Regions from separate parts of the Homo sapiens genome. Here region 2 is linked to region 1. A link is an interaction called in ENCODE POLR2A ChIA-PET data of the cell type or tissue named here. Cell type or tissue: B cell. All regions are shown on one strand. Links, peaks and the distances in the headings refer to the core of each region. The heading gives the core; the rest is flanking DNA.

Region 1 (15,994 bases), core at 7,042-9,541:
ACTGAGCTTTCTGACTATCCTGCAGATCTAACAATTGCTCTTTAATGCCAGAATCCTAACCCCAAAAGGGTTATATGACTGCAGCATAAGACATTAATTTGATTCACAGTGGTCAAGGTAAGAACCATATCACCCATCACTGCCTAAAGAAAAATTTAAAAAGTGTAGTTTGTAATGAATGCACAGCAATAATCCAAAGATTGTGTGTATTTTTCTAAAGAAATTGTTACATAAGCTTACCTCGTTTTATTGTGCTTTGCTTTATTGTGCTTCATAGACATTGCATTTTTTTTTAAATAAATTGAAGATTTGAGGCAACCCTCTGTCAAGCAAGTCTGTTGTCACCGTTTTTCCAACACTATGTGATCACTTATTGTCTCTGTATCACATTTTCATAATTCTCACAGTATTTCAAACTTCTTCAGTATTATTATATGATATGGTTTGGCTCAAACCAGATCTCCAAACCAAATCTCATCTTGAATTTCCATGTGTTGTGGGAGGGACCTGGTGGGAGGTAATTGAAGCATGGGGGCAGGTCTTTCCCGTGCTGTTCTCATGATAGTAAGTAAGCCTCACCAGGTCCGATGGTTCCATAAGGGGGAGTTTCTCCACAAGAACTCTCTCTTTGCCTGCCACCATCCATATAAGACATAACTTGTTCCTCCTTGCCTTCCACCATGATTGTGAGGCCTCCTCAGCCATGCGGAACTGTAAGTCCATTAAACCTCTTTTTTTTTTTTCCCCAGTCTCAGGTATGTTTTTATTAACAGTGTGAGAACAGACTAAAACATTATATCTGTTTATGGTGATCTGTGATTGCCTTTGATGTCACTATTGTAATTGCTTGGGGGCACCACGAACCATGCCCATATAAGATGGCAAACTTAATCAATTAGTGCTTTACGTGTTCTCACTGCTCCACCAACCAAATATCCCCCATCTCTTCCTCTCCTCAGGCCTCCCTCTTCCCTGAGACATGACAATGTTGAAATTAGGCCAATTAATAACCCTACAGTGGCCTCTAAGTGCTCAAGTGAAAGGAAAAGCTGCACATTACTCGCTTTGAATCAAAAGGTAGATATGATTAAGCTTAGTGAAGAAGGCAAGTCAAAAGTCAATATAGGCCAAATGCCACGTTTCTTGTTGCCAATAGTTACCCAAGTTGTGAATGCAAAGGAAAAGTTCTTAAAGGAAATTACAAGTGTTACTGCACTTAATATTTGAATGATTAAAAAGTGAAACAGCCTTCTTGCTGATATGGAGAAAGTTTTAGTGGTGTGGGTAGAAGATTAAACCAGCCACACATTCTCTTAAGCCAAAAATTAATTCAGAGCAATGCTTTAGCTCTTCAGTTATACGAAGGCTGAAGTAGGTGACTGACCTATGGAAGAAAAGTTTGCAGCCAGCAGAAATTGGTTGATTAGGTTTAAAGAAAGTAGCCATTTTCATAACATAAAAGTGTAAGGTGAAGCAGTAAGTTATCCAGAACATCTAGCTAAAATAACTGATGAAGGTGGCTATACTAAAAAGACTTTTGATGTAGAAGAAACAGCCTTCTGTTGGAAGAAGATGCCATCTAGAGCTTTCCTAGCTAGAGAGAAGTCAATACCTGGTTTCAAAGGACACGTTGACTCTCTTGTTAGGAGTTAATGCAGCCAGTGACTTTAAGTTGAAGCCAATGCTCATTTACTATTTCAAAATATTAAGGCCCTCAAGAATTATGCTAAACCTACTCTGCCTGTGCTCTAGAAATGAAAAAAAAAAGTGTGGATGCCAGTACATCTGTTTACAGCATTATTTATTAAATATTTAAAGCCCATGTTGAGACCTACTGCACAGAAAAAAAAAGAATTCCTTTCAAAATATTACTGTTCATTGACAATGCACCTGGTCACTCAATAGCTCTCATGGAGATGTACAAGGAGATTAATGTTTTTATGCCTGCTAAGATAACATTCATTCTAAATCCATGAATCAAGGAGTAATTTTGACTTTGAAATCTTATTATTTAAGAAATCTATTTCATAAGGCTATAGCTGCCACAGATAGTGATTCATTTGATAAATTTGGTAAAAAAAAGTAACTTAAAAACTTCTGGAAAGGATTCACCACTCTAGATATCATTAAGAACACTTGTCATTCATGGGAAGAGTTTGAAATATCAACATGAACAGGAATTTGGAAGAAGTTGATCTCAACCTTTTGGATGACTTTGAGGCACTGAAGGCCTCAGTGGACTGCAGATGTGGTAAAGTGGAAATTATAACAAGAAAACTAGAATTAGAAAGGGAGCTTGAAGAAGTAACTGAATTGCAGCAATCTCATGATAAAACTTGAACACATGATGAGTTGCTCTTTAGGGATGAACAAAGAAAGTGGTTTCTTGAGATGAAATGCACCCCTGGTAAAGGTGCTATGAACATTGTGGAAATGACAAGAAAGGATTTAGAATATCACATAAGCTTAGTTGATAAAGCAGTGTCAGGGTTTGAGAGAAATGACTTTAATTCTACTGTGGGGAAAATGTTCTCAAACAGCATCATATGGTTTGGCATAGGTAAAGGAGGGAAAAAGAAAAAAAAACAGCATTGCATTCTACAGAGGAATCTTTTGTAAAAGGAAGAGTTAAATTGATGTGGCAAACTTTGCTGTTGTCCTATTTTAAGAAATTGCCACAGCCACCCCAACCTTCAGCAACCACTACCCTGATCAGTCAGCAGCCATCAACACTGAGGAAAGACCTTCTACTGGCAAAAACATAGGACTTGATGCAGGCTCAGATGATCGTTAGCATTTTTAGCAATGAAGTATTTTTTTAATTAAGGTATGTACATTGTTTAGACACAATGTTTACACTTAATAGACTGGATTATAATGTAAAAATAATTTTTCTATGTACTGGAAAACCAAAAAATTATTGAGACTTGCTTTATTGCAATATTCACTATATTGCCATGGTCTGGAATTGAACCCATGATACCTCCAAGGTATGCCTGTAAACAATCCAAAGAAATCTTAGCAATATTGATTTTAATACAGATCCCTGTCATTCCAAAACACATGATAAACAATGAATTACTGCTTGATGCTGCCAAAATGATTGCTGAAAGCCTATGTAGGAATTTTTTTTTTTTTTTTTTTTTTTTTTGGAAAATACTGAAGACGTTTTCCCAGGAAGGACATAAACTAATGCAATAGCACCCCTTTGTGGTGACATAAGGCTATAAAAATCATAACCAAGACCATTAATTTGTAAGGGTCTTTTTTAGAATTTCCTGCAGAATTACATTGAAATGGCCTAAAGACTCATTTAGTAATCCTTTCCTTTCTCTTAGGCAGAACCACACTACTATCATCTCACCAATATGGAAATTTACTGTGGTTTTAAAGGTCTCCAAAGGAAAGATTGCATGACCTCTCCCCGTACAACATTCCAGGGTTCTGCTTTCAGGTCTAATAAAAATAACTTGACACACGAGCATGCACCCATTTCCTCTAGTTAAACCTGCCTCTTTGGTTGAGATGAGAACCAGATGGCTGTTATCCTTTTTATTCCTTGGCATCTATGTACACCAACTGTGAAGGCCAAGGATACAGAACCATAGCAAGATTGTACAAAATGGATTTGGTCAGAGGAAGTAATCATGACCTATCTATAAAACCTTCCAAAGTAGGGCCTGCAAATACCACTTCTGTTTGGAGCAGAAAGTGTTTTAGTGGGCCAGAATGTGCAAAGCACATTTCTTCATTTGAAGAGCTCTTCATCTTCCCCTCATGTAAGGTGAATCGCTGCAACCTGGGTGTACTTCATAACAACCCGACTCTCCTTGGAGGAGGTGTGCTCACACTGCTTTCAAACAACTTGAGTCTTTGGAATGATCGTATCTATTTATTTAACCTTCTTGCCCTTTGCACATCATCTGACTGCTGGACAGAACGGAAATAAAAATTGTTATTTTTCTCTTTTTAAAGTCTAACACAATTACACATTTTCTACTACTGAACTGAATGCTACTTTGAATTTTCTCCATTTCAGCATTTTAAATATTAATAAAATTTTGATTTTTTTGTTATTCACTTTAGCAGTTCCCAGTGGTTTTCAAATTATAGAACAAACTGAGCTCTTCCCAGAACATTCTGGATATTTGTTTTCATAGGGTTGACATTACAATACTGTGTTTCTTTCTTCCTTTTTTTTCTCACTAAATGATTTTTTAAATTGTAATCAAGAAAAATAAGTTGTTGAAAATGTAAGCTGCCAGTTTTATCTCTAGTTAGGGTTTATTTTTGTAACACATAATCAGTTGAAATATATAGAGATTAGCTTTGCCCATTTTTGTCCATACGAATGAGCTTTTAAGGGATGAATTAAACAATGGTGTCTTATTTGTAGTAGGTAGAGACGTGATGTGCAGAAACCTACGTTAAGGCCTTTCATTTTAAAACAATACAGGGTAATAAAAGCCAAATTCACGTGCCATAATGACTTTTGATCTCTTTTGTAAAAAGAAAGAGATAGAGTCATGAAAAATAGTAATAATTAACATCTGCTCTGTATGTTCATGTACCACATGCTTTATGCCTCAGGTAGATAACATACATTGTAAAAGAACAGCCAACTTCATGTTCCTGCCTGAAACCTCACTGTAAATAAAATATGAGTCAGACATTCATTATGTAGTTTTTGGTATTCATACTTGTCCTTAATCATCCTCTATTACGTCTGTAGTTAATGCATATGCAATCAATTTTAAGCCATTAGCAGCAAAAAAAAAAAAAAAAAAAAAAAAAAAAAAAGCAGGGGACACCAATTAGGACACAATTTTTTTCTTTATTTATTCCTGTGTATGTAATTACCTTACATTAATAGTTTGACTTGTCAAGTAATTTCTAGCCCAAATGAATGGAGACATGTTAACTTTGGAGATCCTCTCCCTCCCTCTAGTGGTGATGAACTGCACAGGAAATCTTCAGTATGTGTTTGCTCTATAATACCCAGGAGAGTGCAGCTGACACACACACAGGAAAGGACAGTGCATTGAGAGTAAGAAGAGAGGGGTTCAAGGCCGAGATCTGCCATTACTCTGTGAACTTGAGATTTCACTTGGCCTTTTGTTTCTCAGTTTTCTCATCAGAGATGGGATAATGATTATGATTTGCAGGACTGTTGTGATGGTCACATGAGAAAACATTAGGTCAAATATATTTAGACATCGATAAAACATAATTAGATTTCTTCTTTTTCTAAGAGAAAATACAAGAAACATAATATACTCAATCCACTGATCTGATCCTCTAATGGAAAATCTGAGGCAGCCCCCATGGCCTCAGTCTCCTGGTACGCAGAGTATATAGAGTAGACAAATCTAGAGAGAGTCTTATTGATGTTGTGTTCAAACATCAGTCCCAGTGATGAAACCAACTGATGTCATCTGCTGTGTGACTCTTGGAGAAGGTCATCACATGTAGTTTTCTTGCTAAGCATGGTGAACTCAAATCTAATCACAAGAGAACAATCAGACAAAGGGACATTCTGGAAAAAAAGCAAAATCGTTCTGGACTCTGAAAATGTCACTTATCTTGAAAGACTAATGAGGTTGGGAAGTATTTGTGATTCAGGAGATTTGGAGAAACAAAGAAAGAAACTGAAAACTATATGTAATGTCGTATCCTTGATTGGATCCCAGACTGGGGAGGGGTATAATATTGGGGCCCTTGTAGAGATTTGAGGATTCCCTTTATATTAGATGATAGTAGGTAGTAGTGAATTATTATAAATTACCTGACTGCTTTTTTGAGTTTGATTGTTTAGAAGAATACACTCGGTCTTAGGATAGTCATGTTCAAATATTCAGAAATGAAGTGACATTATTTTAAAAAACTGTATGTGTTTAAAAGCACACACATTATACTAGTCTTCCAACCGTGCATCTGTAAAGCATCTCTATTAAGGTATCTCTATTAAGTAGTTTCAAAAGGAAAATATGAAACAAATGATTGCTCTTAGGTATTCTATCCATTGAAGATTCATTTGGGTTAAGAATGCCCTCTTTTGTAATGCTAATTGTTCAGGGAAGGGCTCTCTTCTACAATCCCCCTGTCATCTGAGGCTTAAGTGAGATGATCTCAGGGAATCAGAATTTAAATTAAAAGGAGACAGCTCCTTAGCAAATTTCTGTTGACTTGACTTTCTACGTGAATCAGCTTCCTCAAAATGGGAGTAATAATGATCATGCTTATGGTTCCTAATTCTCCCAGAGCATTACCACATGCTCTTCATCCCCTAATCATTTTTCTACAATTTTTCCCACCTCAACATTTGTTAATCCTATAATGCTAAACTGCTTGCATTTCTCTGACAAATTGTATGACTTCAGACTTCTCACTCCTTTGTAAACTGTCTTATGTCTGACTGTAAAGGCCTCCCACCCACTCTTATTAAATATATATGATATTTATATTTATATATTCACACACACGTATTTGGCTTCTTTATCAGGCTGAAATTTCTTTGAACACAGGAGTTTGTCATATCAACCATCTTCAAACTCAAGCATCTAGCAGAATATCTGGTGTTTAGCAGTACACAACAAGAATTTGTTGGCTGAATACAGGAAGGCAACTTATAAATTCTGAAGTCTGAGGACTAAGCTCTGATTTTTTTAGCTTGCACAAATTCCTATCTAACGGGTCTGGAGAGTCATGCCCTACAAACCATAAATTCTCATCAGAATGGTTTTATTTAACCCTATATACCGTGACTTACTTTCCAATCTGACCCTGGCATAACATTACATGACAAAGAAGAAAGTCAAAATATTTTACCCCAAAACATGTTTCTTTGCTGTATTTTGAAATGGTCCTGCAAAGCTGTCCTCTGTGTGTGTGTTGGGGGGGTGGGGGGGCATGGAGGGGGGGGAATATGTATCTGTAAAGAATCTCTATTAAGGTAGCTAGATCTTTTTCTTTCAGGCCCTCCCAATCCTGAAAAGATTAAGAATCTAGTACTTTTTAAAGGTCCAAATAAGAAACATTTGTCATCTATTGTCTCTAAGGGCAGCCACTTTAAGACTTCAAAAGAACCTTGGTCTCCACAATCTTTTATCTTAACCTGAATATTTCCTTTCTATTGATCTCAAGTGTTTAAACAAACTCAACCAATTATCAATCAAAAAATGTTGAAATTTACCTGTAGCCTGGAACCATCCCCCCAACCCCGCCCAAGCTTTGAGTTGTCTCGCGTTTCTGAACCAAACCAATATATTGTTTCAATGTATTTCATTGATGTCTCATGCCTCCCTAAAATGTATAAAAGCAAGCTTCACCCTGACCACGCTGGGGAAATATTCTCAGGACCCCTGAGGGCTGTGTCACAGGTCATGGTCACTCATATTTGGCTCAGAATAAATCTCTTCAAATATTTTACAGAGTTTGACTCTTTTTGTCAACAAGTACTAATGTTGATGACTGCAAAATGTCAATGACAGTGATATATGTCAGTTATTGGTGTTTGCTTGGTGGTGCAAGAGAAGGTAGGCTACATAGGTGACATGGGACATATGGGGTGAACAATTTGGCATTAAAGTAGGTGACTTTAGCGCATGGAGACTTTGGAGAGAGAAGAAAAAGGTAAATTGGCCGAAAGTTAATTTTACACACACCACCCTTTTGCCAAGACCCCAGATGATGGTCTTCAGAGCTGTGGCATCTAAGGTTGCCAGAGCAGCATTAGAAAGTGTGCACCTAACAGCATCCTCCAGGGTATCCTTTTTCCCCAGGTCTAGCCACTCCACCCAAAGCCCCTGGGAATAGCTGAGAGGGAGGGAGTGGGATAAGAAGGAAAGAAGGTCGTGATGTGCTCTACTCTAGGCCACCTCGTTTGCCTCACTTACCTCCTGTCTATCTGGGTGGTGGGCTTTTTTTTTTTTTTTTTTTTTTTTTTTTTTAGACGGAGGCTTGCTCTGTTGCCCAGGCTGGAGTGCAATGGCACAATCTCAGCTCACTGCAACCTCTGCCTCCCAGGTTCAAGCAATTCTCCTACCTCAGCCTCCTGAGTAGCTGTGATTACAGGCACGCACCACCACACCCGGCTAATTTTTGTATTTTTAGTAGAGACGGGGTTTCACCATGTTGGTCAGGCTGGTCTCCAACTCTTTTTTTTTTTGGTCTCAAAAAAAAAAGGAGCTAGGGAAAGGTGGTGTGCTGCCCTCTCCTGGCAGATTTAGCAAATCTTCACGCAGCTCATGAGACTGTTCACCAGTTGTGTTAAAACGCTCCATTTTTGTGACTCCTATTGAGAAGACCAGCAGGACAGGAAGGGGAGAGACCTTCTTTCGGTTCAATAAACTGTAGTAGTGAACAGCTGTTTGTCACTGGGGGTGTTCACACTTAAAAACATTTTTTTTTCTTTTGCCTTTGTATTTGAATTTAGCTGCAAGAGTATTTTTAAAGATTCTATGGGCATGTAACAAGTGCTAAATCACCCAAGGAGGAGGTCTCCATGTGTTTAGGGAACCTGCTCAGCAAAGCCAGGGCAGAACTATAGAAAAAAAAAGAGCAAAGTTCAGCTTCAATAAACTTATGCAAAATTTTGTAAAGAGAAAATCTAAATAAAGTTAAGTAAAATGTATGGAGAAATTATGTAAGGTTTGTGCTATTTGCAAAGGTAAAATTCTATATTATTTGTGGAGAGAAGGCTTCATAATCCCTTCTGTTCTCAGAGACTATAAATGTCTTAATTTACTCCAATCATAGTTCATGTTCTGCCTTAAATATATACTTGTATCACTCGAGTATGGAATGTCTTTCTAGAATTGTTTCCATGATAGTTTCTCCTAATATTCATAAACCTTTGGGGGTTTTTGTTTGTTTGTTTGTTTTTGAGATGGACTCTCGCTCTGTCGCCCAGGCTGGAGTGCAGTGCCGTGATAGCTCACTGCAAGCTCTGCCTCCCAGGTTCACGCCATTCTCCTGCCTCAGCCTCCCAAGTAGCTGGAACTACAGGCGCCCGCCACCACGCCCGGCTAATTTTTTTTGTATTTTTAGTAGAGACGGGGTTTCACCATGTTCGCCAGGATGATCCTGGTCTCGATCTCCTGACCTCGTGATCCAACCACCTCTGCCTCCCAAAGTGCTGGGATTACAGGCATAAGCCACCGTGCCCGGCCGCATTTCAGTTCTATTCTCTAATTTTTCTCTCTCATCCTCAGTAAGTAGGTAAAACTTGTAAGTAACTAGCTGAGGTGGGCCTATGTGATGACTGTGTGCAGAGCCACAGTCAACAGTCCCAATGTGTCTGCAAGTTATTATAACAGTGATACAATGACATACTAATCCGTTTCCACTGTTAGCAATTATTTATTCATTCAATATGTATTGAGACAGCAAGAGATTTCCAGGATAAAAATAGACATTCCCAGCCCTCAAGAAGCCTCCATTCTAATGCAAACAATTATAAGCTGAATTTTTGGAATCCATACATGCTCCTTGGAAAAATGCAAAAAGCATTCCATGGTTGGATATATTTGAGAAACATAAGCAATATTATATCCCTCGCTTTGCAATTTCCGGTGCACATCAGCAAATTTGAAACTCAGATAGTAGCAAAATTTACTTAACTTGACTTTCCCCACACTGCTTTACTGTGTAATAGAGTTCCTCTCTGATGCAAAAATAAGGCCTTTCATGGTTATGACAGTAAGTACAGGGAAGAGACAGAGAAGGGAGAGCTGCTTGGGAAAGATAAAAAAGCCTTGTGGATGGGAGAGCACACTTGATCCCAGACTTGACAAATAAGCAATAGTTTGCCAGGAGTCAAGGACTAGGGAGGGTGTTCCAAGAAGAAGGAAGAGTCAGGCAACTCTTGGAGGCATGCCAGGAATATTTAAAAGTGATACAGGGCCGGGCGCAGTGGTTCACATCTGTAATCCCAGCACTTTGGGAGGCTGAGGCAGGCAGATCACAAGGTCAAGAGATCAAGACCATCCTGGCCAACATGGTGAAACCCCGTCTCTACTAAAAATACAAAAATTAGCCAGGCGTGGTGGTGTGCACCTGTAATCCCAGCTACTTGGGAGGCTAAGGCAGGAGAATCGCTTGAACCTGGGAGGCGGAGGTTGCAGTGAGCTGAGATCATGACATTGCACTCCAGCCTGGGTGACACAGTGAGACTCTGTCTCAGAAAAAAGAAAAAAAAAGTGAGAAAGAACTGTGGTGGGTGTGTGGATGAACCTGAGGTGTAGCAGGTGAATGGAGGCAGGTAATGGATAAGGAAGCTGAACAGGAAAACCAGGGCCAGGTCACACAGGGCCTTGAAATCCAAGCAAAGTTGTTTGTGATTCATGCTGTGGGCAGTGGGCACCTTTAAGTATTTTGCATGGAGGAACTCAACTACAATCACTCTTTTGCTGCTGTGAAGAATGGATCTGGGAACAGAGGGTGAGTTTAGAGGCTGGAGCTGGGAAAATGGGTGAGAGATGCTAAACCTGTGATCAAACTGCAGAGTCATCTTGCGAGACTTGTTTGGATTCAAGAGAAAAAAAGCACAAATCATAAAGATGCTGGAGTGGCCCCAGTCCCCTTCTGTACTGGTTTCCTGGGCCCATCTTGCTTCTCCCTAGTGCTCCATGCATGCTTACAGTAAAAACAGTGCTTTGTACTTTTTTGCTCAAAGAAAATGTTAAAAATAGCCCATGTTTTAAATAAACGAATGACTGAAAATGAACACATTTAACACTTCTGGTCTAAAGTGTGCTTTTGTATTCATTATTTATTTTATATGGAGGTAGAAATCAAAATACTTGGAAATTCCGCGAGGCCTGGAGACTGCGATCGTCGGATATGAGTGTTTGCTTTCTCCAAGGGTAGGTCCCTTGTTTCATTATTTAGGTTTATATCAGACAAGTGACAGTACAGATTGTGTTCCTTCCTAGATCGTTCCTTGAATGATAAGCAACTTCAGCTCTATTGGTTTCTCCCGAAAAACCTCTACCCCTTTCATATGCAAAGTTGATTGGGTTGGGTAGGATTACTCCTGACACCTTTTGGTCCTTCAAATAACTTTCTCATTTTCTGGGAAAGAAGTCATTAAATGCAGCATTCCAAATGCCATCCCTGTCAAAATAGCTGACAACTAGGGATTATTAACTAGCTCTAATGCAGCATTTACTTTAGAAAACAAATGCTTTGACATGACAGTACAGTTGGGGTTCCCCCCTCCCACTTTAAAGTGTCTGTTCGTAGGATTCTGTGGAAGTCCAGAAGCCAGATACATTTTGGTGAATACGTCTTGGTCTTTTGTGTTGTTGGTTAAATCTACAACAGTACTCTGGAAGCTGATATCTATGTGTGCATGTGTGGGCGAGGATATGTTTTCTTTTCAGAATGTGGAAAGGGTTCGATGTGCTCAAGTGTTAATATCCACAGACACTTGTGCACATGCACAGCTGCAGGGCTGATGTCCCATGGCACTAGTCCATGGTCCACAAAAATGTAATAACCGATGAATGGAACTTAGCTTTCTTCCAGAAGTTACTTTCCCAACCTCATGTCAACTTTGGAGATTTTGCTCTTGGTTGGCACTCTGCTTATTTGAAGTCCTAGTTGAATTTGTCCTCTGCTATGACATTTTAGTCTCAAAAAGTCAAAAGGCAAGACCTGGGAAATTGAAGAGTGATTAAATAAATGGATGAAAGTGAAGGAAAATAAGTTTTAGAATGGGAGCAAATTCAGGGGCAGGTGCAGTGGCTCACGCCTGTAATTCCAGCACTTTGGGAGGCCGAGGTGGGCAGATCACTTGAGGTCAGGAGTTCGAGACCAGCCTGGCCAACATGGTGAAACCCTGTGTGTATTAAAAATACAAAAATTAGCCAGGTGTGGTGGTGCATGTCTGTAATCCCAACTACTTGGGAGGCTGAGGCAGGAGAATCACGTGAACCCAAAAGGTGGAAGTTGCAGTGAGCAGAGATCATGCCACTGCACTCCGGCCTGGGTGACAGAGCTAGACTCCGCCTCAGAAAAAAAAAAAAAGAGAGAGCAAATTCAAAAAGGAAGTTATATATGAGGCAACTATGCATAAAGCAGGGGTTTGATAGATAGAACTACCTGGTTTTATATCTTACATCCATAAAGCCACTCACTGGTTATAAGACCTTCAATAGGTAACAGAAACTGTTTAGCCAAAAATTTTATCATCAGTGAAACGGGTATAATATTACCTACTTCAAAAGTGTGCTGTAAGAACAACATTAGATAATACAGCATTCTGAGCACTCTGGCAAACACATAAGAAGCTCTCAACAAAAGCTATTTTAGGAATCCAATTTATCTGGAGAAGTGTTTTCAACCTGAAGGATAATGTTCATTTGCAGCACAGAATGAAGAATGAAGATTTGTCCAGCAGGTGAGCTGGGTGCTAGTGCTAAAGATCTCTAGTGTTTCTTGAGTAAAAAACTCATGGCAAAGACATATTTATTATTCTGAATGAAGGGTACTGCCACTCTGAGCCAGTACTAACAGCATGTAAACATTTATTCCTAATGCACATGCAATTTAAGTTGGAGGTAAATTTACCCACAAGTTAGCAAGAATACTATTTTCCGGAAAGACTCTCAAGCTATCTGTTTCAAACATGTTAATGGAAAACAAAAGAAATCAAGAAGGAATTTTTCCATTTAACCAGTCATGCTTTTTTCTGTTCTTTTCCTTTTCAGTTGGCAAAAGAGGGATAATGATCTCCTTTCCTGGAAACTCAGGTTGAATTAAGGGATTTACAATGCACAGAAGATGTCATAAATCCTAATGAAAACAGCTGCACATATTCATAAATAATGCATAGCACTCTGAGATCAGTAGCTGTGATTCATTTTTCCCCTAAGTATTATTTTTAAAGGCATACTATTTAAAAGTTAGAGAACCTAAAATTGCAAGATTAAAGTAACGAAAAAAATTCAAAACAAAAATCATCAGCAGATTTTGTCATAGATTTCTACAGGCGTTTTGCTTATTATCCCAAACAACGCATACATCTTCTGTGTCATAAAACAGTTTTGTTTGATTCAATTTTTGAAAGCCAAGTATAGATTCCAAAGTGCGCTACAGACGCTAGGTGGCGCCATGTATCCACCTAGTGTTATGCTGTGTTTCCACAGGCTGAGTTGGCCCGCCCCATCTGAAGCCAGACATTCGTTTTAATAGTTAAATCGATACATTTTATAATGTGAATGGTTGCAGGCATTAAAAAAAATAGGCATTTAAAACTGGTATGTGGAATCTTTAAGTAAATGCTGAGGTTGGCAAAAAAAAAAAAAAAAAATGTATCCTGTGTCTCTAATACCTGCTGTCCCGACCCTAGCAGATAATAGCTTCCTATATAGACTTAATGTTTTCATTGTATTTTCTCCTACCTTAATTCAAAGAGGTGAGTAAGTAGTATTGGGGGCAGGAGAGCTGACAGTTCTGAAATGCTACCTGTAGCCAATTTCTACGTACTTTGCCTCCAACCCACATATGAGACCTACAAGGTAAGAAGAAATGCCAGACCTAAACTCCCTATTACATGGTAAATAACTTAGTAACTAATTTTGTAATTGTGAAAGAAGGAGTAATGAATATAATGGGCTCTAGGGGGGTACCAAGGACAAGGTGGGGGAAATCAATTTGCCCCAGGTGCAGGCAATAAGGAGATGCACTGTCTACAGAGAACTTAAAACCAGTGATAGAACCAACTAGAAATCTGTCTGCTTTTTCTTATCACCATGCACTAGCAGTTGTATACCAGCTTGGGGATAGTGGGGTGGACCAATCATTCCTTCAGTGACTACTGCCTTTGGAATAACACTGACTGAACTACTTTTCTCTTTAGAATTTTCCAGCAAGCAGAAAAATTGAATTTTTTGGAAAGAGGAAAAACTGTTAGGAAAAGGAGAAAGAATTAATATTTTTTTCCCACAAGTAATGTCTGTCCAGGACTTTACACACCTATGTTATCTCATTAATCCTCAACAACAACCCCAGACTCAGAAAGGTTCAGCAACATATTCCAGGTCTTACAGCCACTAACCAGTAGAGCCAGGATTCTAATAAATCTTTACTTCCTGTAAGTCTCATATCTATCTCAGGTTTTTGTCTATCTCAGGTTTTTGACTGGTTAATATCAGGTTCTGAGTGGTAAATCTCAGGTTTTTGAGTGGTTAATGTCATAGCCTTTGACATTTAATAAATACAAAACTTTGGATAAGCTATGTAACCTTACTCACTTTGGTATCCTTGGTTGTGATGTGGGATAATAATAGTACCCATCAGTGAGGACTGTAGGGAACACACCTACAATGATGCAGGCATGCTCCGAGCCCAGTCCTGGCACATGGTAAGCACATGAGAGGTGACAAAAATGGCACATCATGTTCATTATGCAAACTTCACCTAAGAACCCTGAATAACTTTTTGTCCCTTCCAGATGGTAAAGAAAGCTGGAGTACGTACTTCTGCTACTTCACACCTGTAGCTCTGGTGGTGAAGTTGATAACTCTGACCTCGGATGCTGAAGAGAGGGACACACACAGGTACCAGCGACAGCAGAGTTAGATAACAGGCATCCTCAGAGTCCACTGGGCCCAATCCCCACCCTTATTTGTCAATTGGTTCAAGACTTCTTTGAGAACATCTTCTTGCTTATTATACCCTCCTTGCTCTGACAGAATAAATGACAAGGTTGTTGGCGGCAGGCATGAGCTTGTTTTGTTTTATTCCACTCTATAATGGAGTTACTGAGAGACTGATCATGGAACTTCTGGACTTGAAAAAGTGACCCACAAATATTCTGCTGCCTAAAGTATGTAAAAGTTAATAAGCACGCAATGGCTAAATAATATGTAAATTACTTAGCCCATACTTCAGCTAAGTTGTAAAGAGTTATGACCCTCTGAATTCTTTGTATTAAAGTAGAAAGGAAATAATTCCAACATTTCATTTTACATATTCCTTGATTCAGCTACTATTTAAAAGTAATAATAAATTTTATTTTCCACCTTAGATATGACATTAATTAAAGCTCATAGAGAGTGCCATAAAGAACTAAAGCCTAACATTTTTATAAAACAATTTGACAGGACCATATAAAGCACACATAAGATAATGCTTTTTATATATTTTTTGCACTTGCATTGTTTTAATGCAACTAGGCTATAGTACTTGGTAATAGATCCACTTAGCCACTGACATTCTTATTTGTAACATGAATTTATTCCACATTTCACAGGGCTAGATCCAAATTCTTTGGTAAATATCATTTTTATAACAAATAAGCATAATTTCTTTGTAGCATAATTTCTTTTTAACATAATCTTTGTTAACATAGCACTTTATTTTACAATTTGAAGTTAGTACAGAGAAACACTTCTCAAACATAATGCTGATGTTGTACTGTGAACTTAGGGGGGTGTTCCAAGACCTCCTCTTAGGGTTTTTCATGTTTGGAAATATATGTAAGGTTGACATGTATGCAGAAGGAAGTAAATAATAAGAGCCAATTTTAATATGTGTTGCACAGCCTGAAAGAAGCTGTGTGGTGGTGAGAAGCTGTGTGTTAATGAGTTCAGATTTTGTTGGTTCTGTTCTGTGTGTTGTTTCTGCTTTTCTTCCATTTCCATCATGTGGTGTAATCATGAGCATACAATAAAATCAGCTGTGTAAAGGTACAAATGGCATGGAAAACATGTTCTCAGTTCAGGTCTGATAGGAGAATCTGGAATATCACAGAATCTCAAAAAAGAAAAAAAGAAAACACTTTTGTTCAACACTTGAGCAGCACATTATAGAGAAGGGGCCGTTGGTCACACAGAGTGAGGGTGGCACATGCTCTCCAACTACATATTCTGTGGCTATCTCATTCCCAGCACTGCTTTCTCCTGTGGACTGTAAAACCTTAGTCTCAAAGTAGGAAACACTTGACAATGTATCCAACTGATCAGGTAAAATGTCCCTGGTCTATAGG
Region 2 (15,994 bases), core at 8,998-11,497, 1.5 Mb after region 1:
GTGAATCAAGTAAAAATAATTCTAAAGATTATTAATGTTTCTAGCCTCCTTGGAGAATCAACAAAAACAAGAGTTAAGAAACTTTAGCTGGAAAAACAGAACTACTATTCAACCCAGCGATCCCATTACTGGGGATATACCCAAAGAAATATAAATTGTTCTATCATAAACACACATGCATATGTATGTTCATTGCAGCATTATTCACAATAGTAAAGACGTGGAATCAACCTAAATGCCCATCAATGACAGATTGAATAAAGAAAATGTGATGTATACACACCATGGAATACTATGAAGCCATAAAAAAAAGAATGAGATCATGTCCTTTGCAGAAACATGGATGGAGCTGGAGGACATTATCCTTAGCAAACTAGCACATGGATGGAAAACGAAATACTACATGTTCTCACTCACAAGTGGGAACTAAATTATGAGAACACATGGACACTAAGGGGGGAACAATAGACACTGGGGCCTCCCTGAGGGTAGAGGGTGGGAGGAGGGACAGGATCAGGGAAAATAATGGGTACTATGCTTAGTACCTGGGTGATGAAATAATCTGTACAACGAACCCCCTTGACATGCAGTTTACCTGTATAACAAACCTGCACATGTACTCGTGAACTTAAAAGTTTAATAAAAAAAGAAACTAGTTGGAGAAATGAGTAAGAAGGACTGAACAGAGCATTACATTGTTGATGTCCAATCACTCTGTTGAATGCATATAAAATTTCTTATTTAAACGTGTTTGCATTTAAAAAAACCCTTGCTTGTTTCTTCATTATGTTAATTTGTTCCAACTCCACATTTTATAATAGAGCTTTCTTACATTTCCATAAATAGGGATAAATATAAGAAATATTTCTTATATTTCCATATGGATAGCTCAAAGTGTACTTTTTTTTTCTTCAGTCAGCCCAATTTTTCTGAGCTTATGTGTCTTTTAATGCACTCCTTTCTTCTTCGTCTCCTGGGTGGGAAGACATTACATTTTAACTTTTAAAAGTTAGAAGAAATACACAAAAATAGCTGTAAGAGTCCAGTGGAAAATGGAAATATAAGAAATATTAAAATCTATAATTCGCAAAGTAACCACAACTCTCATCTTTAAATGAAAGGAGGAAATTCAAAGGCCCAGTCAAAGCAAAATTTAGCAGTCTTTTGGGTAATACATTGCAGAGAGCCTGCGGAACCGAAATCAAGATGAACCTTTGAAATGCAGGAAGTCTGGTCCTATCCATTTTGCATTCTTGTCTTGGAGCAATCGACTGTAACCTTCAAAGTATAATGAATGAATTGTGTTGCATCACAGAGAGGGTGGGAGTGGAGGGAGGAGGGAAGATTTAGGGGAAATGTCAGACTTGAGTGGGAGCTAAAAGCCTGTGATTGCATTCATTTGCTTCATACAGCTGAGGACGGCAAGCAAATGGAGCTGGGATACACTGAAAGAGATGGAGAATTACATATTTTTTCTTAATTAAATGCTTCTTGTGTTTTCCTTCCTGGCCTTCAATGGTACTTATTTTTCCCTACTTGTATTAAAGCAGCGTGACATTCTCTATAGGGGGAAAATACAGAGTTTCTTTTGGTTGTATGGAAATATTTACTGGCAGCAGACAAGAATATGTTTCTCCAAAGGGAAGGCTGCATTTGTCAAAGATTTGCTTGGATTCTGCCTTCCTTGCTGGGAATAGTTATTTACTCTTAATTAGCCCTAAATACAGTTGAGTGGAGGAAGGACCTTATTTTAAATGACTGACAGTGATTAAAAGGGCAGTTGATGGGCACGAATCAGAGATCATCATCAATAATAAAATCTGATGATAGGAACAACATGTATTTTATGTTCCCATAAACATAGATTTAGTGAAAGTAAGCCCACATAATAGTACTTGTGGCAGAGGCTGAATTGCTCTGAATTTAATTTAGAACAACATAAAAGATCCAGTATCAGCTGCAGGGCACCAGGCTGGGTTTCAGCCTAGGGGAGGCATCTGTTATGAGAACTAAGGCCATTTCTGCATTTTGTCCTGCATGCTTTCCATTTAGGAAGAACCTCATGAATATCTGGGATTCTCTGAAGGTGAACTCATCTTTCCAGAGTGTCAGCACAGTCAACCTTCTCAGCTACCCCATAGCACTGTCTTGACCACCTTATCTGTCACACAGATACACACACTCACAACTTTACAGCTAATTTAATCTCTTTTTATCATTTCCTGTCTGTCAACTTAATCTGAGTGAATTATCCTGGACATTTGTTACCCTTGGGCCACCATCCACTATGAGGATCAAGAAAGGGAAAGATTTACTTCCAGTAGAGATGGGAGGGACTCATTGATGGCTCCCATCTCTCCACCCCTTCCTGACTTCCCTGGATCATGTAGCGGTAGGGTGGTGGAGGAAGACCACCTCATTGCTGCACTCACCTGGGCTTGCTTTCCACCACCTTGGGCCTGGGCCTGCATTGTAGTGTTTTACTTACATAACTTTTTGAAATCAACACACCCCCATTGTCCCCAGGGCACATCCCCAGTGCACTCAGAGGTTTCTCTGATCACACTTACCAGTCAGGACTGTTCCTACCCCGCCCATGACCTCTTGCCCTGGGATAAAGAGTGTAGGAAGTCCCTCTCCATTTCAGTTCCGAAGGGATGCCCACGTTTCCTGTCCCAGGATGAGTGACAGTTCTTTTAGTGGAAACAACCACCACCACCCCCACCCCCGCCCCCAGCTTTATTATGAATGCAAACCTTACCCTTACAGTTTCTGGCAATCTTGATCTAGAGACAGCAAATGAATCTGCTATTATATAAATCCGCCATTATTTAAATTAGATCTCTAGTCAGGAAAGCTGATCTCATCCCTCACACCCTGCCTGCCTGGAAGAAGGGAGCAGTGTCCTGCATGCTCTTCCATGCTTTGCCAGCCAGAGCTCCCCCAAAAGCAGCTTTCCTGTGATACCTCCTGGGGCACAAAGTGTCTGATCCCACCAAGGTGAGGGTTAGCATTTTGCTAAGCTGAATTTTCATACTCAGACAAGGTGGGAACGGAATGAAGCTCATTCGTTTTACTTTAGGAAGAGTTAAAAGGTAAGATTTCTTTCTCAGAGACATTTTGCAAACACTGGCAATTTCCATCGATGACTCTCAGTGGTTTCAGTGGTTGACTTACGGACCTTAGAGGAAAAACAAGGTGACCAGCTGGGTCACACAGACGTATTCAAGTTAACCAGAAGAACCCAAAACGTTACAGCTCCAATGTGAAAGTTTTTGTTACAAGAATTGTTAGAGACCTGCTCTTTGCTATTTGCCGGAATAAATCCCTACCCCCAGGCAGCATGTGTGAAGATTGAAGTCAAACCTGCCACCCAGTGCAAAAATAACCCCAGGCCACACTTCCCCAAGAAAATACAGTGATGAAAAATAAAATACAATTGCTATTTTGTAGAACAGCTTCCATAAGTCTCTCTTGGCTCTGGGGAAATGAGCGAGATGGTTCTTTGTGAAGTTCATACTGATTAGACCAAATGTAGCCAAAGGAAATCTTATGTCTCTTCCATCTTTCTACGCCCAGTCTCTGGTGGATAAGGCAGGGCTGCAAATAGCCTAAAATATACAATCACTATAATTTCAGGAAGTGAAATATCTGAAATGACCCTTTGGAGAAATTACAAATAGAAATATGTGACTTAAGTGAGAAGCCAATGCTGTGGGGGAAAGGACTGTTTGGCAGTCACTAATGGAAGAAATTTACAGCACTCACTACCTGCTCTCAGCTCACAGGGTGGTTGGCAGAGTGAGGCCCCAATGGCCCACATGAGGCTGGTGTAGAGATAGGGCTGGCTGCTTGTTCTGGTAAGTAAATTGGTCTAACTCTAGAGCTCTCCAAATTGTCAGGCTTGAAATCCAACGTGTTCAGTGCCCTAATGTTCATGATAGTGATGTAAAGGAACATTGCTCTGTATTAGGAAAATCAGAGTGCTAAATGCCTAGGCCAAGGTATGTGACTTAGGGTGTTACCCATTCTTGCTGATGGAAGAGCCCCCCTGAAATTTGTTTTTTGTTGTTGTTTATTTATTCAACAAATGAACAAATGTTACTCGTGAGCTTACTATCCTCCAGGCACTATTCTATGCATTGGAGCTACATCAATGAACTAAAGAAGAAAAGGCTCCTTTTGCCCTCATGGAGTTTATATTTTAGTTGAAAGAGACAGACAGTACTAAAGTAGATGTCTAGCAGATTTTACGTCAATCACTGTGATGGAGGACAAATAAAGCAGGACAAGGAATACAGAGTGACGGTGGCCCAGTGAACAGAGACATGAATAAAACAAGGAAAACAGCTGTGGGGAAGAGGGTCTAGAAATGCCCATAAAAATATCCACTATGTCTATAGGATATCTCTCATCTCCATGCTGTTGCAACAAAGGGAGGAGATTAGAAGCTCCCTGATGATAACAATAAGAAAGTTATTGAGCCCTGAATATGTACCAAGCACTGTGCTATGCCATGTATTTTGTCAATCAATCCATTTATTGACACCATAGTCAGAGAGGACCAGAGAAGTTAGGTGATTTGCTGGAGGTCACACAGATAAGATGTAAGTGCTGGATTTGGGACTTGAACCTAGGCTTCCCAATCAACCCCAAACTTGATAAGAAACAATAGCAGTTGTCATTTATTGCGAAACTGCTATGTCCAGGTATTGTATCTGGTGCTTTGCATATATTGAATAGATGTTGGGGTTCATAAGGGAAACCAATGTCACACATATGTCTACTACCCTGGAGGTTTGTTTGTGGCTGATAACACACCCTCTCTACCTCTGGCATGCACCAAAGGTTAGAAAACAAGAGCACCACTTCCACTAAAACACTCTCAGCCTTATTACACAGTCTGCTCAATGAACCTTCAGTGTACTCCTGCTCTACCTCTCCAGCCTCATCCTTCACCAACCTCTCCTTGCTCACACTGCTCCAGCAGCATTGGCCTCCTTGTGGTTCCTTGAATATGCCAAGCACACATCAGCTTCAGGGCCCTTGGACTTGTTATTCCCTCTGCCTGGAACACTTGTCCTGAGATACCCACATAGCTGCTCCTTTACATCATCCAGTTCTCTGCTCAAACGTCGTCTTGAAAGGATGCATTTCCTCACCAACAGATGGAAACCAGTGCATACCCTGTGCCTGTCCTGTCACTTTCCACCTCCCTTTCTCTGCTTTATTTTTCTGCACAGCTCTTATTGCCTCTTGACACGTTTCACATTTGATTTTTGTTGTCTGCCCTTTCCTTATTTGAAGCTCTGTTTTGTTTTCCCATTTCCCCAGCAACTAGAGAACAAGGCCTGGCATACAAAAGGCATTCAGTAAGCAATTTTTGATAAATTATTAAATCAAGAGAAATGTACCTAATTAACAAGATCTGTGTATCTTGAAGAATGTTGTCAGGTGAACAGAGAAAAAGATGTAATACTTTTTTACATTCACCATGCTTTTCTAGGCAAGGTGAATATTTTTTCACTAATAGTACAACATAATTCCATCGAGACAAACATAATAGGGAGCCATTTCTCTGGGCTCCTATCAACAGAGAGGCATTGCAAGGTGGAAGCCAGTGGTGTTCAGAGACAAGGAGCTTTCACTCCAACACAGTCCTGGGTGTTTTATTTAGATAATATTGAGGGAAGGCTGATCAAAGGGTATTAAAAGCTTAGATGTTCACAAACATGTTCCTGATGCTTTCTACAAGTTAGGAGGCTAACTTAGTCATCCAGGAAAAAGATATTGGTGTCTCAGAATAAGGTGATGATGAAAAAAATAAAGAGAATGTATTTGAAGTGTATTTTGTAGATAGAATCCAGGTTTACTGATGAATTGGAGGGAAGGAACAGAGGGAAATGGAAAATACAAAGACAATTCTCAGGATTTTGGCTTGATCATGATAGTTACTGAAATATATAAGACTAGAGGATGATAGGGGAAATCTAGTTACCTTTTTTAGGTTTGATAAGTTTGAAAAACCTATCAGTTGTAAGTGGAGACATCAAAGCTTAGGGTAAATCTCTGAAACTGGAATAAATTTTGGACTCATTAGGATAAATATAATATTTAAGCCCTATAAAGGCTGCAGCCCCAAGATAAAACCTTGATGTACAGCCTTCCAAAGCTAGGTTATAAAATGACTTAGCCTGAGTTGGTCTCAATCCTCTCTCTCTCTCTCTCTCTCTCTCTCTCTTTCTTTCTTTCTCAGGGCTCATGCTTGAAACCCGGTCATCACATCTTGAGGAAGCTCAGGTGTATTAGTCCGTTCTCATGCTGCTGCAAAGAACTGCCCGAGGCTGGGTGATTTATAAAGGAAAGAGGTTTAGTTGACTCACAGTTCCACATGGCTGGGGAGGCCTCATGAAACTTACCATCATGGTAATCTTCACATGGCAGCAGGAGAGAGAAGTGCCAAACAAAGGGAGAAAGCCCCTATAAAACCATCAGATCTCATGAGAACTCACTCACTATCAGGAGAACAGCAGCATGAGGGTAACCATCCCCATGATTCAATTACCTCCCATCAGTTCCCTCACACAAGTGGGGATTATGGAAACTACAATTCAAGATGACTTTTGGGTGGGGACATATGGAGAGGCTTTGTGTGGATATTCCGACTGAGGTTTTGGCTTACAGTGAGCTTCAACTACTCCAGTTCCCAGTCTTTGAATCTTCCAGAGGAGGCCCCAGACATGGCAAGGAGATGGGGCATCCCTCTTCTGTCCTGTTTGAATTCCTGACCCACAGAATTAGTTAGCATAAGAAATGGTAGTTTTACACCGCTGAATTTTAGTTTAATTTTTTACACACATAGTTACTGGCACTTCTCTTTTGGGGCATGCTCCTTCATATTCTAGAGATAACTTGGAAAAAGTCTGACTACAGTGAAGCTGCCATACTGGAGATTTCACATGGAGACCACATAGAGCCATAGAAAGATGCTGGAAGAGCCTCCGCTGTTGGAGTCTGATGTGTTTTGAGCTCCTCAGCCTCTACTGCCAGACATGGAAATGGCAGAGCCTTTAGATGATTCTTGTCTACAGCCTTAAGCCACCCAGATGGTTCTACTGAACCCTGTCCCATGAGTGGTTTGTGAGCTGTTATTGTTTTAAGCCACAAAGTTAGCGTGCTTTGATATGCAACATTAGATAATTGCAACAGTGAACTTATCAAGGAAATGTAGCAATTAGTATGAGTTGCAGTAGGGGAAAAGTGAGTGAGAGGTGGGCAGATGAAAACAATGTGTGGTCATCTCTTTCAAGAGATTGAGTTGGGAATGGAAATCAATAACTGTGGTGGCAATATGAGAAAGATGAGGACATAATTTTTTTTCTAACATGGGAGATATTGAAGCATGTTTGCAGGATATTGCAAATAATTCTGCAGAGAAGTAGATATTAATTTATAAGAGCAAAAAGAATAGATCAAATGAACAAAGTCTTCGAGAAGCTTTAAGACTTCTTGAGAAGCAGTCATGAAATTGACTTCCCCTTACACTAGGTGAGAAGGAAAGGAAGATGGGTGTGTGTGGAGGTTTGTAGATTTGTTGGTGAGAAGGTGATGGTTTCCATCTGTACTAGTCTGCTTGGGCTGCCGTAACAAAATACTATAGACTTGGTAGCTTAAATAAGAGAAATTAATTTTCTCCCAGTTGTGGAGACAGGAAGTCCAAACCAAGGTGCCAGTGGCATTGATATCTGGCGAGGGCTATCTCCTTGGGTTGCAGATGGCTGCCTTCTTGCTTTGTCCTCACATGATAGAGTGAACACTCTGGGGTCTCTTCCTCTTCTTATAAGACTACCAGCCCCATTGACTTAGGGCCCCACCCTAATGACCCCGTGTAACCTTAACTTCTTTCTAAGGGCCCCATCTCCAGCTATAGTCACCCTGGGGGTGGGGGTGAGGGTATTCAACATATCAATTTTGGAGGAACATAGTTCAGTCCAGCAGCATTCAACAGTTTCTACCTTCTTAATGAAGAATAGGGCAACATTGTTGCTGGTATTTAAGGGGGCTGGAGGGTTGATGTGAGGAGAGATGGGGGTGGTTGAAATTATTATCTTAAAATGTAGAAATGTGGCATAAATTCTGGACTATGTTGAGTGCACAGTAGAGGTTGGCCAGCTCAGCCATTCAGTTGGCAGTGTAAAAAGAAGCAAAAATTGGGCAAAATCAGGTTCAGAGTCTTCCCTGGAAGGTACATCAGAGACAGTGGCATGGAATCTAAGGGTGTTTATAAGATAGTAGTTGTGATAATGGACTGTGTAATAGACACTAAGAAAATAAGACAAAATAATAAGAAAGTTATGGGGTCCTTGGATTGGTGGTCTTGATGAGTCTCAAAATACATTGCAGTGGAAGTTCTAGAAGGTCTAGAAAAATCTGGCCTTCACAGTTTGATAAGATTTAGGCAAAATGGGTTGGAAGGGTGGAAAGTGTTAGCTGAAGAGTGCTGGATACTGTGTAAGACAGCTACTAGGGATGACAGAGTCCAGGGACTGTTGCTAGTGAAGAAAACCTAAGTACTTAGAAATCCACTCTTTGGGATCAATGACCAAAGATGACCCAAAAGTTCAGAAAGGAATAGAGACACTTCAGTCTATTTTAAGAGCAGATTGTATTACCTTAGATATAAAACTTTTCCTATAAGAAAAATGGAACTGAAAAATCCTTTGAAAAGTTCCTCCTGAGAATTTTCATTTCCAAGTACTATAAAAAATGATTGCAGTGTCTCTTACATTAAGGTTGATACTGATGTTAAATGTGAAATATATGAAAACCTGTTGGAAGTCTCTGAAACGGAACTAATACACCTGTAGCTAGCTTACATAATGAGTCTCCCTTTGTTTTGTGGTATTTGGCCTCAGATAAATTGCTGATCTTAGCCCATGCTCCGTTGCCTTCTACTTGCTGAGTCTTTGCCCATATAGCTTGATGAATCTTGTGGAGACAAACATAATGCCTGCCACTGCTGTAACTGACCTGGGGCTGGGAGTGCTAGTTTCAGCACTGAACACATTTTCTCATTTTTTCTGTGTTCTTTTTGTCTCTAGTTTTGGAGGTGTTGGAGGTTATGATTACAAACCTTGACACATTCCCTGCATTGGGAGATGAATTGAAATATGGTTGTTCTGTTGAGATACCCTCTGGAAGAACCATACACACATACCCATTTATCAGTAAATGTGACTGGTGAACTGTATGCCCTAGAATGTTTCTAGAAAAATCAGCAAAATGAGTATAACCAACACACCAGGTGGTATTTCATAAAGATTATTTATGTCTAAACCAAAGGTAAAAGGAGATTATAGAGCTCATTTTTTTCTTTTATTCCCTTTCTCCTCTCTCCATCCTATCGTCGCAGCACTCATATCATCAAACCACAAAGAATTTACTTCTCCCAGCCTTCAGAATTAATAAATTACCCAACCTCTGGAATCTAGACGTAGCCACTGTCCAACAGAACTTTGTGATGATGGAAATGGTCCACATCTGTGCTGTCTAATATGGTGGCCTCTAGCCACATGTGGCTATTGAGAACTTGAATTTTTATTTTGTTTAATTGTGAATAATTTAAATTTAAATAGCCAGAGGTGATAATGACTACCTTATTGGGCAGTGCAACTAATCAGTTCAATTTATCGAGTACCTGCCTTATGCAAAAGAATGTAAGAGAACAGGGGAAAGAGACAGCTTTTCTTCTGAAGAAACGTCCTTGGTGCTGGTCCATCAGGCAGCATTTCTAAAGCAGACAAGTTCCCTGGAACAGAACAAGAAGGATAGCTTACCCCCTAGCCATCCTAGAGGTGAAAAATCTGACTCTCATAGTTTGACGTAGAATTTAGGCAAAATGGGTGTGTAACACAACATAACTAAGCTATAGCAACTTTGCTTGATATATAGGGCACGATTATCAGAAATATCACTGAAAATGTTCCAACAACTGTCTTAATCAAGTTTTTATGGCATAAAAACACAACTCCAATATCTGCGGTTTACAATAGCATACATTTATGATTCTTACCCGCATGTCTGCAGATTAGCTGGGTAGCTCTGCTTCTGCCTACAGGTTGGGCTTAAATTGGCTGCATGTATCTGCCACCCTAGGAAGCTCTCCTGGAAGATGGTACAAGAGGGCAAGCCAAACAAAACAAGCACACTGAAAGTTCTGTTCATGGTATTTGCACTAACATTTCATTGGCCAAAGCAAGTAACATGGCCAACCTGAAAGTCAGTGAGGCGGGAAGGTTTTCCCCACCTACCTTACTAGGAGGCGTCATACAGTCACATGGCAAAGAGTACAGATGTATCATGTGTTCCTGGGAGAGAGTGAAGTGTTTGGAACAGTCATACAGTCTACACAAATACTTAGAACTCCATGGGCTTGGTTAGGGTAATATTTTCTCAGACAGCGAATTCATCCTTTTCTTCAGGATGATTCTCCCTCCTCCTCCTACCTGTTGTAACTTCCTCGGGTGGAGTCCACTATCCTTGGTAACAGCAAAAAGCAGACAGAGCACCGAAGGTATCAAGTTGGCTCAGTAACCCAAGCCAAGTCAGAAGCCACCATACCAGAAGAACACGCCTGGGGAATCCTGGGAGCTCCTTCCATGCAACAGTGTCCACCACAGAGAATAGGCGAGTCACTGTGGATTTGCCAAAACTCTCAGTCTACTGGCACTGACTATAACTGTATAAGAAGAAGACATAACAAGTTTGTAGTATACAGGATGTTTGTAAGTTTGCAGGCTCAATGTAATCTTTAAATTCCAAATCCAAGTCCAGCCCCTTGTGATCTCATTCTCTGTCAGATCCCCAACACTTCCGCAGACCATCTCCCAAGGCAGAACTAGTAGACGATACATTGCTCTTCTTCTAATGGACTGCTTTCTTCATTTGCACATGGGTTTTTAAATCATTTACCCATTCATTCACTTATCCATTCAACAAATATTGATTTGAGTATTGACTCTGCTGGGAAATGTTTTAAGCTCTATGGATACTGCTGTGAACAAAAGAGAAAGATGTGTTTTTCTGATGAGAAATGAAACTGATAGGCAATGGAAAAAATAAATACATAATACAATGTTTTAAAAAGATAAAGTGCTTGAGAATGACTGGGGTGCTGTCTATCTTACACATGGTGGTTGGAGAAGTTCACTCTGAGGATACGACCTTGGAGAAAAGACCTGAATAAGTGAGGAATGAAGAAAATGATAGCAAAGTGTTCCCGGCAAAGGGAACATTGATGACCCAGGGATATACAAGGCATGTTTAAGGAGGAGCTTGAAGAACAATGTGGCTGGAACAGAAGGAGGTGGGGAGAGAGAGAGTAGGAAGTAATTAGACCAGATAGGGATTGGGGGCTTTGCAGGCTGGGAAGTCACTGGAATATTCTGAACAGGGGAGTGACATGAATGTAACTCGAGTGAGAAGGCATGCCGTTCTGGAACACACTGGCGTGGTGTCTGCCTACTTCCATGGAAAACCCACTTCTGTTCTGTCAAGCTGTCCTCCAACTGTGTACTTGCTTCATCTTGACTCATCAGTTCTTATGATTCCAAGAACTTAAGCAGTCTGTGCTCTCCCCTTCTCCATCTCACATGTCTTCCAGGATCCCCTTTGTATTCACTGTCCCTTGTTATTTCTGTTAGCTCAACCTAATATATTTCCCACATCTGACCTATTAAGATGGAAATCTGATCAATCCATTAGGCTTATATCACTCACTGCAAACATGCTAATTGTACGCTTGCTGTGTGCGAGGTTTTGAACAAGGAAATAAGAGGGCTCAAATGTGAATTGAAATGGATCTGGCAGTTCAGGAACTTACAGTGTAATATGGGGTTTCCCAATTGTTTTAAGTATAATGACCTCCATTACCATAAAAATTCTCTATCTGCTGCCTAATAATATTATATGATCTTTAATATTCATTCATTGAAGAACTACATAATGACAAGAAATTCTTATGCATTTTTTTTTCAATGAAATGGAGTTTTGCTCTTGTCGCCAAGGCTGGAGTGCAATTGTATAATCTTGGCTCACCACAACCTCCGCCTCCCGGGTTCAAGCGATTCTCCTTCCTCAGTCTCCCAAGTAGCTGGGATTACAGGTGCCCGCCACCACACTCGGCTAATTTTTGTATTGTTAGTAGAGATGGGGTTTCACCATGTTGGCCAGGCTGGTCTCGAACTCCTGACTTCAGGTGATCCACCTGCCTCGGCCTCCCAAAGTGCTGGGATTACAGGCGTGAGCCACCATGCCTGGCCAAGTTCTGATACATTTTATAACACTCTTTATGCATTTCTTTTGTATTAACACAATGGCTCTCACATAATAGTAAACACGTTTCTGATACGTTACCAATTCAGTACAATGTGAGCTGTGAGTGTGGATTTTCCATACTTTGTGATAATTTCATCTCACATTACACCCGTGGAACTGAAAAGTACCAAACCCGGAACAGAACCCAGCTGGCCCCCAGCCCCTTTACTCTGACAAATAGGGGCAAAGCTCAATGTGCAGAAATGTTGAGCTTTGGGGATGCCCCAAAATAAATGCACATACCTCACATGAGTCAGCATGAGTGGCCTATAAGCAACTGTGCTCTTGAATCAATTCCAAAAACCAGGGGCAGGCCTGGCTACATAATTTTCAGGCCCCCAGTGCAAAATGAAAATGCTGTCCTGTTTCTTCAAATACTTATTAAGGATTTCAAGACAGTGACAATTGAACACGAAAACAAGTTAAAAGAGTCTAAGCATGGGTCCCGGGGTGACCGGTGAAACCAGCCCTGCATGGGGGCCTACTATACAGTAACACATCTGCGCACACTAAGCCAACACAAGACATTACCATTCAACAGCAGCAAATAAAATGGCGGCACCTACCACGTGCCAGGCATTTCTCTAAGTGCTTTGTGTATAATATCACATTTAACTTGTGAAATAAGTACTCTTCTTATTCTCATTTTGCAAATAAGGAAACTAAGGCACAGATAGATTTAGTAACTTGCCAAGATTATATAGCTAGTGAGACAAAGATCCAGGATTCGAACACGCAGAGTCTGGCTGCAGAATATAGACCTGTAACTCCTAATGTGATCCTGTTTCCCTAATGTTGCTTGGCTTGTTTTGAGGATTAAATGAGAAAATATTGCGAAGGTGTTTGTTAATTTCATGTTATACATATTGAGCATCTACTGTGTATCAGGCATTGTTCTGAACCTATTTTAGCTCATTTAATTTTCAAAACTGTCATATGGATATGTATAATTATTAATGTTGAGGGAACCACAGAGTAGAGAGACACTAAGTAAATTGCCCAAAGACACACAGCAAGTGAGATATTGAGCCAGGGTTTGAAATATGAAAGTAAGTAGAAAATAAGTAATAAAAAATGAGAACATTCATTGTTATTCAGTTATATGTATTATACAGTTATTATATAATCATAAGAAATGTTGTGCTTTCTTGTAGGAGGGTTCTGAAAGCATTATCTTTAAAAAATTTCTTTTAGGATGGAAAGAGAATGAAAGAGTATAGTTAGAATCAGAAGACACAATAAAAGTAGGCTCTTGCTTATGTGGTATTCACATTTTATGGAAAAACAAGGAGCCCTTACATTTTCTGGGTCTGTAACTCATGTCTTACTTTTTTTTATGACGTTGAAATTGATTCTCTAGTACAATGTAAATAAGGAGGCTTTCCTTTTTCTCAGTTTTCCTCCATTTTCTTACTAATTAAACTTGCCATAAGGGTAATGATTAATCTTTCTCAACCACCAACTACCCTGCCCCCATCTGTGTTGAGCAGAATTTCCACACTGTTTGAAATGCTCATTCTCTGGTGCTGTAAAGAAATAGCACTTGAACATAAACTTAATTTATTTAGTAAGCCATTTTTACTTCCTGCAGAAAGTGTACACTCACCAGCAGTTTTGCCACGAGAGTACAGCGAGCAAAGGAGATAGGGTCATTTATAACCTGACGGGTCTACCTTACTGCTGTGTCCGGTTTCCATTGGCTGGAACGGGACCTCACATTCTGTATTCATCCTGATTGGCTAGCAACTTAGAACTTTTTAAAAGAGGCAAAGGTAGAGGAGAACAAAGGAAGGAGGAAGTAACTTGTGGAATGCTGAGAAAGATAAAAACGCTTTTCAATAAGGAAGAGAAACAGGCTATAACCGAATGCTTGCTTGGACCAGTATAAGCACGCCAGGGCAAATATTTAGGCTAAATTGTGGGAGCTAAGGACATAAAGTACATTGATTTCTTTATTATGGCTAGCAGAGATTTAAGAATGTTAGCACAGGTCTTTGAATAAATTTTGCTTTTAAGAGAAGTTATTATTTATTCCTAATTAGATGGGGGAGGAAAGTCTTTGAAGAGGAACCTCTATTTTACATTTTACAACACTGTGCAAAGATTATCTTTCAAAGGAAAAGCCTGGACCAAAAGTGTGCGTGTACAGAGACAGCGAGTTCATGGGTAAAAAGATTGTCTCCTCGTGAAAACTTAGCGTACAAATCTTTTCTGCCTCTTGCCACAAAGTGTGCACTATTTAATTTACCAAGACATAGACCAGACATCAAACCCCCAGTGGATGTTTTCACTTTTATTGCCTATTAGTGAGCATCGGTGAGCTGTTGAACATTAGCCAACACAGATAATGAAATCACCTTTTTCTGAAAGCAGGGGTTGATCTCAAACTACTCTTTATGTTATTCCCAGCCTCCTGTGAACCCCATCACAGTGATTGTGTGTATTAAGCAGAGAGTGATTGAGAACCTGTTAATGCCTTGTGGGAGAAGCAGAGGAATCAAAGCTTCAGGTTTTTGGAAATCTGTGATTGAAAAGCGACATGTATCCTCAGACACCTGATAAACACCATGGGAAGTACAAGGACAGGGTCTAGGAGAGAAATCCCTTTCACTAGAGGTTTCAAAATGGAGAGAAGGGGCTGTGAGCTGATCCATGCAACCGCTAAGAGACCTAATGTCTTACGTGCCTTCTGCACTTTTTAAAATTTTCCCAGATCTTTCTCATCAATGTAAAGCGCATCTAAGTATTTTCATATCAGATTCCATCCATGCTCAGGAATCACTTGTAATCACGAGGTATTTTACCGAACTTTCCATGATTTAGCTTATAGGAAGAGAAGGAGAAATCAAAGATCACAGAGAGACTTATATTTTTAATTGCCAGGGCTCAGGCACTGTAGCATTTAAACGCTCCTGGTGACTATGGTAGCTTACCTCCAAGCTGGCTGCCATCAATGACTTTCTTCCTTGTGGCCCATGCAATTCTTCCATTGTGAGGTTGAGTCTATTTCTCCCCTTCCCTTGAATCTGGGCTGGTTTGACCAATGGAATGTGGCAGAAGTGGTGTTCTGGGAATTTGAAGGCTAGTTCAAAAGAAATCTTGCATCTCTTGCCTAATTCTCCTGGAACACTCTGGGAGCTCTGAGCTACCTACTGTGTAAGAACTCCAGCTACCCTGAGATTGTCATGCTGGAAAAGCCACCTCTAGATACCACAATGACCGTTCAGCTGAGCCCAGTGTCCCAGGCGTCCCAAACAAGCCTCTGAACATGGGATTTTATCTCGGTACTTCCAGACCAGCCCATCTGTCAGTTGAATATGTCACAGTGAACTTAGACACCACGTGGAATAGGCCATACACCCCTGTAAGTCTCGGCTGAATTCTCCATTGATAAAAGGTATGAGATATAATAAAATGGAGGTTGTTTTAACTCACTACGTTTTAAGGTAATTTATTACAAAACAGTAAAGACTGGATCAGTGTCCAATCAGATCTCTAAGAAAATGTTGGTTTCACTGTATGTTTATAAAACAGAACAGACTTTATGTAATGTCATGTAATGGATCCCCATATTTCACAGATAAGAAAACTGAGGTTTAAAGAGCCAAGCAGCCATCCA

The links. ChIA-PET counts read pairs that join two places held together with the same protein. Peaks named below come from ENCODE experiments on the same cell type or tissue, not always from the same donor. Only the 100,000 strongest peaks of a DNase experiment are listed, where the experiment ranks them.
Region 2: POLR2A ChIA-PET joins it to region 1 with 11 read pairs; 2 of 35 experiments call an interaction of 5 or more read pairs at or near these places.

The regions. Positions count from the first base shown.
Region 1 is chr2:225,657,763-225,673,756 of GRCh38, reverse strand. The region is part of intron 7 of NYAP2 (neuronal tyrosine-phosphorylated phosphoinositide-3-kinase adaptor 2); the gene reads right to left. Among named protein-coding and RNA genes, the nearest start is that of NYAP2, 270 kb to the right of the region's middle. RefSeq lists a silencer at 5,005-5,054. In B cell, for the core only: CTCF peaks have their summits at 7,965 and 8,164 (motif pointing left); a DNase peak (open chromatin) is centred at 8,236.
Region 2 is chr2:224,197,335-224,213,328 of GRCh38, reverse strand. It overlaps LOC105373908 (a long non-coding RNA gene), which reads right to left and starts at 10,584. Exons shown (of 4, transcript XR_923954.2): 1 at 10,506-10,584; 2 at 10,311-10,367; 3 at 10,073-10,164; 4 at 9,641-9,808. RefSeq lists an enhancer at 1,824-2,361. In B cell, for the core only: no CTCF peak of the experiment used is centred there; no DNase peak of the experiment used is centred there.